2 separate regions of the Homo sapiens genome follow, and region 1 is linked to region 2. A link is an interaction called in ENCODE POLR2A ChIA-PET data of the cell type or tissue named here. Cell type or tissue: GM12878. All regions are shown on one strand.

Region 1 (4,000 bases), 60 kb before region 2:
CCAGAGTGAGACTCTGTCTCAAAAAAAAAAGATAGTAGCAAGGTTAGAATGTGACACCAGGTCTCTTTTCTAGTAGACTAGTGTTCTTTACTACACCCAACTCTCTGTAGAAAATTATGAGTGCATATAAATATATGTTTGCCAAATAAACCAAATAACTATTTTATTAACTGACAATTTAAAACAATTATACAACTAAAATAAATTTAAAAACATATCAAATGTCTATAAATGTAGACAACCTTCAAAACATTTAAAACATAATTTAAAATTTAAAATTATTTTGTAAGTTTTCTCATTATAAGAAAAATTTCGGTTGATAAAATCATATCCCCAAGAAATACTAGGCCTATAGAAAACAAAAAATAATAAAAAAGAACGTGGTAGAATATTCTATAGTTAACTTCAAAATACCATTTCAATATGCTTTAAAAAATCTATCTTCACATTAAATAGTTGAAGAATGGAAGCAAAAACATACGATATTTAGATAAAAAACAAAGCCCTTAAAAAAGAATGAAAGCAAAAATGTACAACATTTAGATAAAAAACAAAGCCCAAAATAAGTCAGGGAAAGATTGGCTATATAACTTAGAAAAGTCACTGTACTTTCTATTATCTAGTGAGAAGTAAGAGATACTGGATACAAACAAAACCCAAACACTATGTCTGAATTGTAAAGGTTTTTCATATTTTAGTTGTTTTGAACTTGTGATTAGCGTACCACACTAAGACACAAATGAATTTAAAAAGTGATAAAATGACATGAGACAATGAAATATTCATAATTATGATGCCTAATGACAGCACAGCAATCAGGAATAACAAACATCTAAGTACCCATTAACTCCTCAAATTTCTAAAGATCTTCATATCAGAGCTCTCCTGTGTAAAGATGTTATATTTAATGGATAAAAGGACAATTTTTATCACTGTGAAACTCTGAAATGTAAAACAGCTTGACTTTTTTGATGCACCATGTCAGCATATTATGTTCAAACAGACTTTTTTCTGGGCAGCTCAATAAAAACTTTTAAAACTTCAAAAGAATACAGTGTCTTAGGATCATTTCTCAGAAGAAAGTTCTTGATACAATGTCAGAAAATATATAAAGTTTGTTTCCAAAACAATAATCACACCTCATTACAACTTTTGTAAACGAATAATCAGTTATTATCTTTCTTCCTTTTGCTCTTTCTAGACTTGTGCTTATTTTTCATTATATGCACATGTTATTTGCAGGTGTTGGCTTACCTGCATCTTTATACACATACACCTATTAGTTTCTTGATCTAGAAAGTTAAAGTTACAGATATATGACTTTAGAATGGGAAGAGAATTTACTGTAGTCTATTACAATCTCCTGGTTTTGATAATGGAGAAATAGAAGTGAAAGTCTTAAAAATACCTACTCATTAACAGAACCCAGGTCTCCTGCCCCTAGTGGCAATGTTCTAATATTCCACACTGCTCCACTATATACTCTCTGAGCTGACAGAGGCTCACTAAACAAAATCTTTGCTAGGCCCTGATGTTTTTACATACATCTTAGGTTTGATAATCTTTGCTTGAATAGGAGATTTAAAAATGACTTCAACTTCAATTGCCAAAATTACTACCTGCATGGCAATTCTTTCACAATATACTGAATGTGTTAAATTACCTATTTGCAAAGACTAAATAAATAAAAAGAATCTTATTTGGTTTTCTAGGTGGTGAAAAACAATATTATCCAGTTCCTCTTGTTTCAAAATTAAATCGTATACTTTTTTTAAAGGAATGACTTTCACCTTGTAGCATGACAAGCTCTCGAAATTGTGAGAAACCTTAAAGTTACATACGTGGAGAGGCTTCTATTATTTTTCTTTGTTTTACTTGTCATATGAATTTTCCAAGAAAAAAAAAGCCAAACAAAAGTTAACTAAATTTTTTGTATAGTCAATCTTCCCTTTCAGGTGGAGATAGAGAGCTTAAGTTGTAAACAAAGCCATGATGGAGAGAAACTAATTTATTAGACCAGTTTTTTAAAATTTAATTTTAGTGTTTTAGGGTTCAAGAGAGTGGCCTCCTAGAGATCCTTCTAAAAACACTGATTTGGGCTTTTCCTTTAATCTTCCACTTATTTGAGGATTTTAACACACATCCTAGCTGATATGTATGCACCCTTATGTCTGTACACATAAAAGTGATTTTTTTTTCTCATCTCTTTTGGGCTTCTACCATTAGAAAAACTGATTTTATTTTCAGAAAGATAATCAGCAAAGAACTGGAATAATGCTATCTCTACATGGAGAAGGACTTTACTGGCTTCATTAAAACTTAAAATCCAAATGGTTTATGTAATTATTTATCCATTTATAAAATAAATACTATAGCTACTATCTACATCCCTATACTAATAAAGTAATAAATGCTAATAAAATTCAACTCTATAATATACGGAACCTGGCTTCAAAAAACAATGTCTTCATAAGGAAGAAGTTACACATGCAATCACAAGATGGACCGTGTCAAGAGACTTGGAAAAAGCCCACTCTAAAACATATATGACCCTAAAAAGAAAAATAAAAAGAGAAGTTGGCATTTTCAAATTGGATGACAATATGAACAATCTTCAGAAAATCCCAAATTTAAGAGATTGGGACTGCGAAAGCGGGGTAATTATTAACAGAACCAAGGATGCTCAGATTTGAAAATGTCTATAGACATAATCTGATTTAGCTATCAACATTGCCCTTAAATAAATTCTACAATATTCTTGAGCAGTGCGTTTGGTTACTTCCGACTAATTCCTGTGATGAAAATTTTTTTAAAAGAAAAAATATATAACTATATGTTTATCCCACCTTAAAAAATAATGGTTAGCCAAAAAAATTAGGAATTATGGTTTTGAGTTTTTGCATTAGAATGTTTTTACTCCTTATGCAATATTATTTGTGATATTGCTTATTTGTTCTTTCCTAAGTTTGATTAAGTATTTGAGCATACTAGAAAAAAAATATTTAAAAGAACCTAGTAATTAATCTGTGTTTCTAGTGTAAAAAGTTTGGTGAAGTTTTACTTGTAAATGGCAATCGCCATACTATTGCTGCCAGGGAAGAAAAGGAAGAAATATTTTTTCTTTAAAAAAGCCAGCCGGGCGCGGTGGCTCACGCCTGTAATCCCAACACTTTGGGAGGACGAGGCAGGTGGATCACAAGGTCAGGAGACTGAGACCATCCTGGCTAACACGGTGAAACCCCATCTCTACTAAAAATACAAAAAATTAGCCAGGCGTGGTGGGGGGCGCCTGTAGTCCCAGCTACCCAGGAGGCTGAGGCAGGAGAATGGCGTGAACCCGGAGGTGGCGCTTGCAGTGAGCCAAGATCGCACCACTGCACTCCAGCCTGGGCGACAGAGCGAGACTCTGTCTAATAAATAAATAAATAAATAAATAAATAAATAAATAAGTAAGTAAGTAAATAAATAAATAAATAAATAAAGCAAGCCATGGACAAACCAAGGCCTGCTATCAGGTTCATTTATATGGTTCCTATCCTTCTTTTTTTTTTTTTTTTTTTTTGATAGAGTCTTGCTCTGTCGCCCAGGCTGGAGTGCAGTGGCATATTCTCACTGCAACCTCTGCCTCCTGGGTTCAAGTGATTCTTCTGCCTCAGCTTCCAGAGTAGCTAGGACTACAGGCATGCACTACCACGCCCAGCTAATTTTTGTATTTTTAGTAGAGACGGGGTTTCACCATGTTGCAGTCTGGTCTCAAACTCCTCACCTCAGGTAATTCACCCACCTTGGCCTCCCAAAGTGCTGGGATTACAGGTGTGAGCCATCACGCCCAGCCAGGATTACTTTTTAAACTCAATTTTATTCTCCTAGCCTTTTCCTCTTCAGTGGGGATGCGAGTAAGACTTGACAGACTTAACATGGTCAAGCTGTACTCTTCATGGTGTCATCTCCACATCCGGTGCTTGTCCTATCCATGTTGGAGAATGGATTACTGAACCAT
Region 2 (4,000 bases):
ATCATAAAACCAACTGAATATTGTCTAAAATACTCTAGAAGCTGCAAATGATTCTGCCAGTCCTGAATGACAAAGCTCTTGGTTATTTATTCTCATGTAGATAACGTTCATACGAGATGGAACTTTCAATAACCACTGTTTACAATCACATTTTCACTTCTATTATCACTAATTGAAGAACATTTAGCTCCATTAAAATTAATAGCCCCATAAAAAGAGCTCAGATAACTCTTGATAATCATTCAGACATAGTTGGATATTGGCTTCAACTATTATTTCCCAGAAAGTTTGCACCTTACACTTCATCCTCTAAGTATAGAACTACAGCCTAAACAATAAAGTTAGGCAATGGCTTTTATTGAATATTTTGTATTATTAAATAACTGAGTCACAAAGATGGCACCAAAAAGGCAGGGCTTATAAGAATCTGTTTCTTCAGGGTACAATACATAATACATTTTGATGAGAAATTAAAGACATTTTTCTATGAAATTCTGTTATATTATAAAGCATATGATTTGTCAAGTGTCCATATATGTTCTCATTTTGATTACATCGACATTTCCACATCTTAAAAGTATGACTGCTCTATTCCATCAGGATCATTAATTAGCTTAATTTCCTGAAAATTAAAATGTTCAAATTCAGTGAAGCTAAGTCTTTAAAGTAACTTCCACTTAGCTTCCAAGTTCTGAGAAAGCGTGTGTATTCAATGCTTCTAATCCACTTACTTACCTATGAAACATGTGAACTAAATCCACTGCATAGATTTTACTCAGGCAATATAATTCAATTTCTTAAATATTTTCAAAAATGGGTGCTTTTAAGTATTTTATTTACATAATAAAAAATTGTCACTAATGTTTAATGTTGTCTCATATTTTCCTTGAAACAAAAATAAGCTTCAAAATAAAATAAAAATTGGAAAGTCATTTCCAGAAACAAGTTTTAAAATAATGCTAACTTCTCAAGTCTAGTATAGAACTATTAGCTATATGAAATTAGAATTCTCATCAACATTCTTTTTATACCTATATTCAATCATATAGACACTATATAGCATTAAAATGATTCACTGATACCTCAAGAAACACAGCCATATATACCAAATTTTTAAAGTGTATTTCATTTTAATAGTTCTCCCTTCCTATTAAAACAGAATCTTTTTTATTCAAGTGTACTTCTAATTTGACGTCATGATGGTGATTTGCACTACCCATTTGTCCTTAATAAGGATCTCCTGCTACAAAATGACAAGACAACAAAAACAAACCTCTTTGATAAAGAATCAGCACCTACACTGCGAAGGCATTCTGCATCATCCTTATCCTTATAAACTGTCACAAATTTGCCAACAAGATAAAAAGGAAATATAAGAAGTAGAACATGGATTTTCACTAATTCATTTTTTAAATGTACCAGTAGGTCTTTAAAAAAATGAGACTAAATAAAAATCATAAATCATTGTATTTTTCTTTACCCCAATTTCTTGTTTAACCTAGCCTAAAATTCTTCATATATAAACTATTCCATTAGCTGGCCACATGACATGAGAAATTCTGTACAACACAATATGTCTAATAAAATTAAGTTGACTTTAACCACAATGTCATTTAAAGAAGCCAATTAAATTATCCAAAAACACAAAGCTTAAAGAGTAGCCTTGGGAATAACTTTTTTCTTATAGCCATTACCAAATCCTCACTAAACTGATTACCTATGCAAGAATAGTAGCACAAAGCTGAAGAAAAGGCACTCACATCACTCCCCAGCTTATCTAAGAACTCATAAAAGTAAAAAGATCTAACCATTTTATTTTATTAGATTCTCTAATATGTAAAATGCTGCTACTTTTCTGCAGTTTAACATTATTAATCATTTGCCTCCTTTCCTTTTCTCTACTACCTAAAAAAACTTAATTCTAGCCCTAAAAGTATATTAAAAACAACAGCATGAATTCAGAAATTTGTCCCTTTGGTTGCAGAACTTCATTATACCCCCAAAAAAGAATTCACAAAAAAATTCTAAAAGGAAATTAGGACCCCAAATTTTATAATACAGCCAGCCTTGGTGACCATCAATCTTACCAGATACTGCTCTATCTTCTATGTGTATTTAATGGGTGTGGACCCATTGCCTGATGGGATCTGTAGATTCTAAAAAAAAATGTGTGGATGACAGTCTTTTGCTTCTTTTTTTGAAACTATGAACCTAGAGCTTGAAATATGTTGCAAATTTAATTCCACTGCATATTGTAGAGTTGATCAGTTTCAGCTCTGATATTCTAAAAGACTGAATAACCTATCAACCATAATTAAAGTGCATACATATGAATATGTGCATATATATTATAAAATACTTTGATAATTACATCTACAATCTATGTATTACGATGTAAAATAGGAATTATGGTTCTTAGAGGAAAAATGTACACCATAAGTATCTATTCATATGAAAATAATAGTTCAAGTATACCTGGAAACTTTTCATTTAAATGCATTGAACCACTTTATAGACATTTCAATATACATTGTATATATTTGTGTCTTTATTAGGGCATAGATTTTGTTTTTCATTGTCATATTTTTATATATTAATATAAATATTGCTACTACTTTCATATATTCAGGAATTCTAAAATTTCTTTGTATCTTTATCACTTTCAGGCATCAACATTTGCCAGCAATGCCTTAATACTTCAACGTGTGTATTATACCCATTTCACAGATGAAAAGAGTTTTGCCAAACCATTTAGATAATGCTTTCCTAAACTCAGGAAAGAAAACAAATGATTTCCCCGGAGTTACCATGTAACCTCGATGGGTCCACAATCGCCTCACCCATACCCAACCTCCATCCCATTTCCCATTATGGCACCTACCCTAGTGTTGTCATGGTGACGATGGTATACCAGAAGGCTGCAGGGATGCTGGTGAACTTGCTAGCCGAAGACCCCTTCTCTGCGTAGAACATAACTGTAGCGAAGATGATGATAGCCATGGTGAGCGAGAAAAGCAAGAAGCCCAATTCTGAGGCACAACTCTTCAGTGTGTACCCCAGGATGCGCAGGCCTTGAGAGTGGCGGGAAAACTTAAAGATCCTGAAGACCCGGAAGACTCGGAGTGTGACAAAGGCTCCGCTGACGTCCTCATTGTCTGTCATCACCAGCCCAATGTAATAAGGCAGGATGGCCACCACGTCGATGATACTCATGACACTACGCACAAAACGGTAACGACTAGGCGCTGCAGCCAGGCGAAGCAAATACTCAACTGTGAAGATCATGACGCAGGCCGTGTCCAAGCAGAAGAAGGCCACAGCATACCGCTCTCCACAGGGCAGTTCTTTAATGTGACCTGGGCTTGATCCGCACGGCACTGTTTCCACCACATTCGCGATGACAGAGACGGCAATGAAAAACCCCGTGACATAGTAGAACACCAGGGCCATCGTGCTGGTGTGGGGGTTCTCGAAGGCCCTCCAGACCCTCTGCCTTGCAGTCATGGTGGGCAAGGCGCTCTCCCCAGCGGTGTCGGTATCCGCGTCGTCCTGCAGGCGCTCGGCGTTCTCTCGCCTGCGATCCTTGTACTCCTCATAACAGCAGTCGCCGATGATTTCCGGGATGAGGCCAAAGAAGGCCAGTTCTTCATCGTAAGCAGAGATGCACTCGTGGCGAGGATAGTGGAGCTTCCCAGTGCGGTAGAAATTCAGGATGTGGCGGAAGATGTCTGGGTCACGGTCAAAGAAATACTGCTGAGTTTCTGGGTGGTAGAAAAAGTCCCTCTCAGAACTGCCCAGTAGAGTGTCTGGGTAACGTTCCAGGGTGTCCTGCCACGTCTGGAAGCGGGTGCCACTCACATTCAGCACAATGAGAGCATCTTGGGTCCTTTTCCTCTCCTGCCTCGGGGGAGCCGGCATAGGCCCCGAGGCCACAGGCATCCACCCGATAGCCGCTGCCCTTGCAAAAGGCAGCCACGCTGCCACCCCCGCCGCCATGATT

Evidence for each region. ChIA-PET counts read pairs that join two places held together with the same protein. Peaks named below come from ENCODE experiments on the same cell type or tissue, not always from the same donor. Only the 100,000 strongest peaks of a DNase experiment are listed, where the experiment ranks them.
Region 1: POLR2A ChIA-PET joins it to region 2 with 5 read pairs; 2 of 35 experiments call an interaction of 5 or more read pairs at or near these places.

Annotation. Positions count from the first base shown.
Region 1 is chr7:120,334,918-120,338,917 of GRCh38, reverse strand. All of the region lies in intron 1 of KCND2 (potassium voltage-gated channel subfamily D member 2), which reads right to left. Among named protein-coding and RNA genes, the nearest start is that of KCND2, 64 kb to the right of the region's middle. In GM12878, a CTCF peak has its summit at 1,447 (motif pointing left); no DNase peak of the experiment used is centred here.
Region 2 is chr7:120,274,629-120,278,628 of GRCh38, reverse strand. It overlaps KCND2 (potassium voltage-gated channel subfamily D member 2), which reads right to left. Exons shown (of 6, transcript NM_012281.3): 1 at 2,882-4,000. The coding sequence starts at 3,996. Among named protein-coding and RNA genes, the nearest start is that of KCND2, 3.5 kb to the right of the region's middle. In GM12878, no CTCF peak of the experiment used is centred here; no DNase peak of the experiment used is centred here; H3K4me3 peaks cover 2,272 bases; H3K27ac peaks cover 256 bases.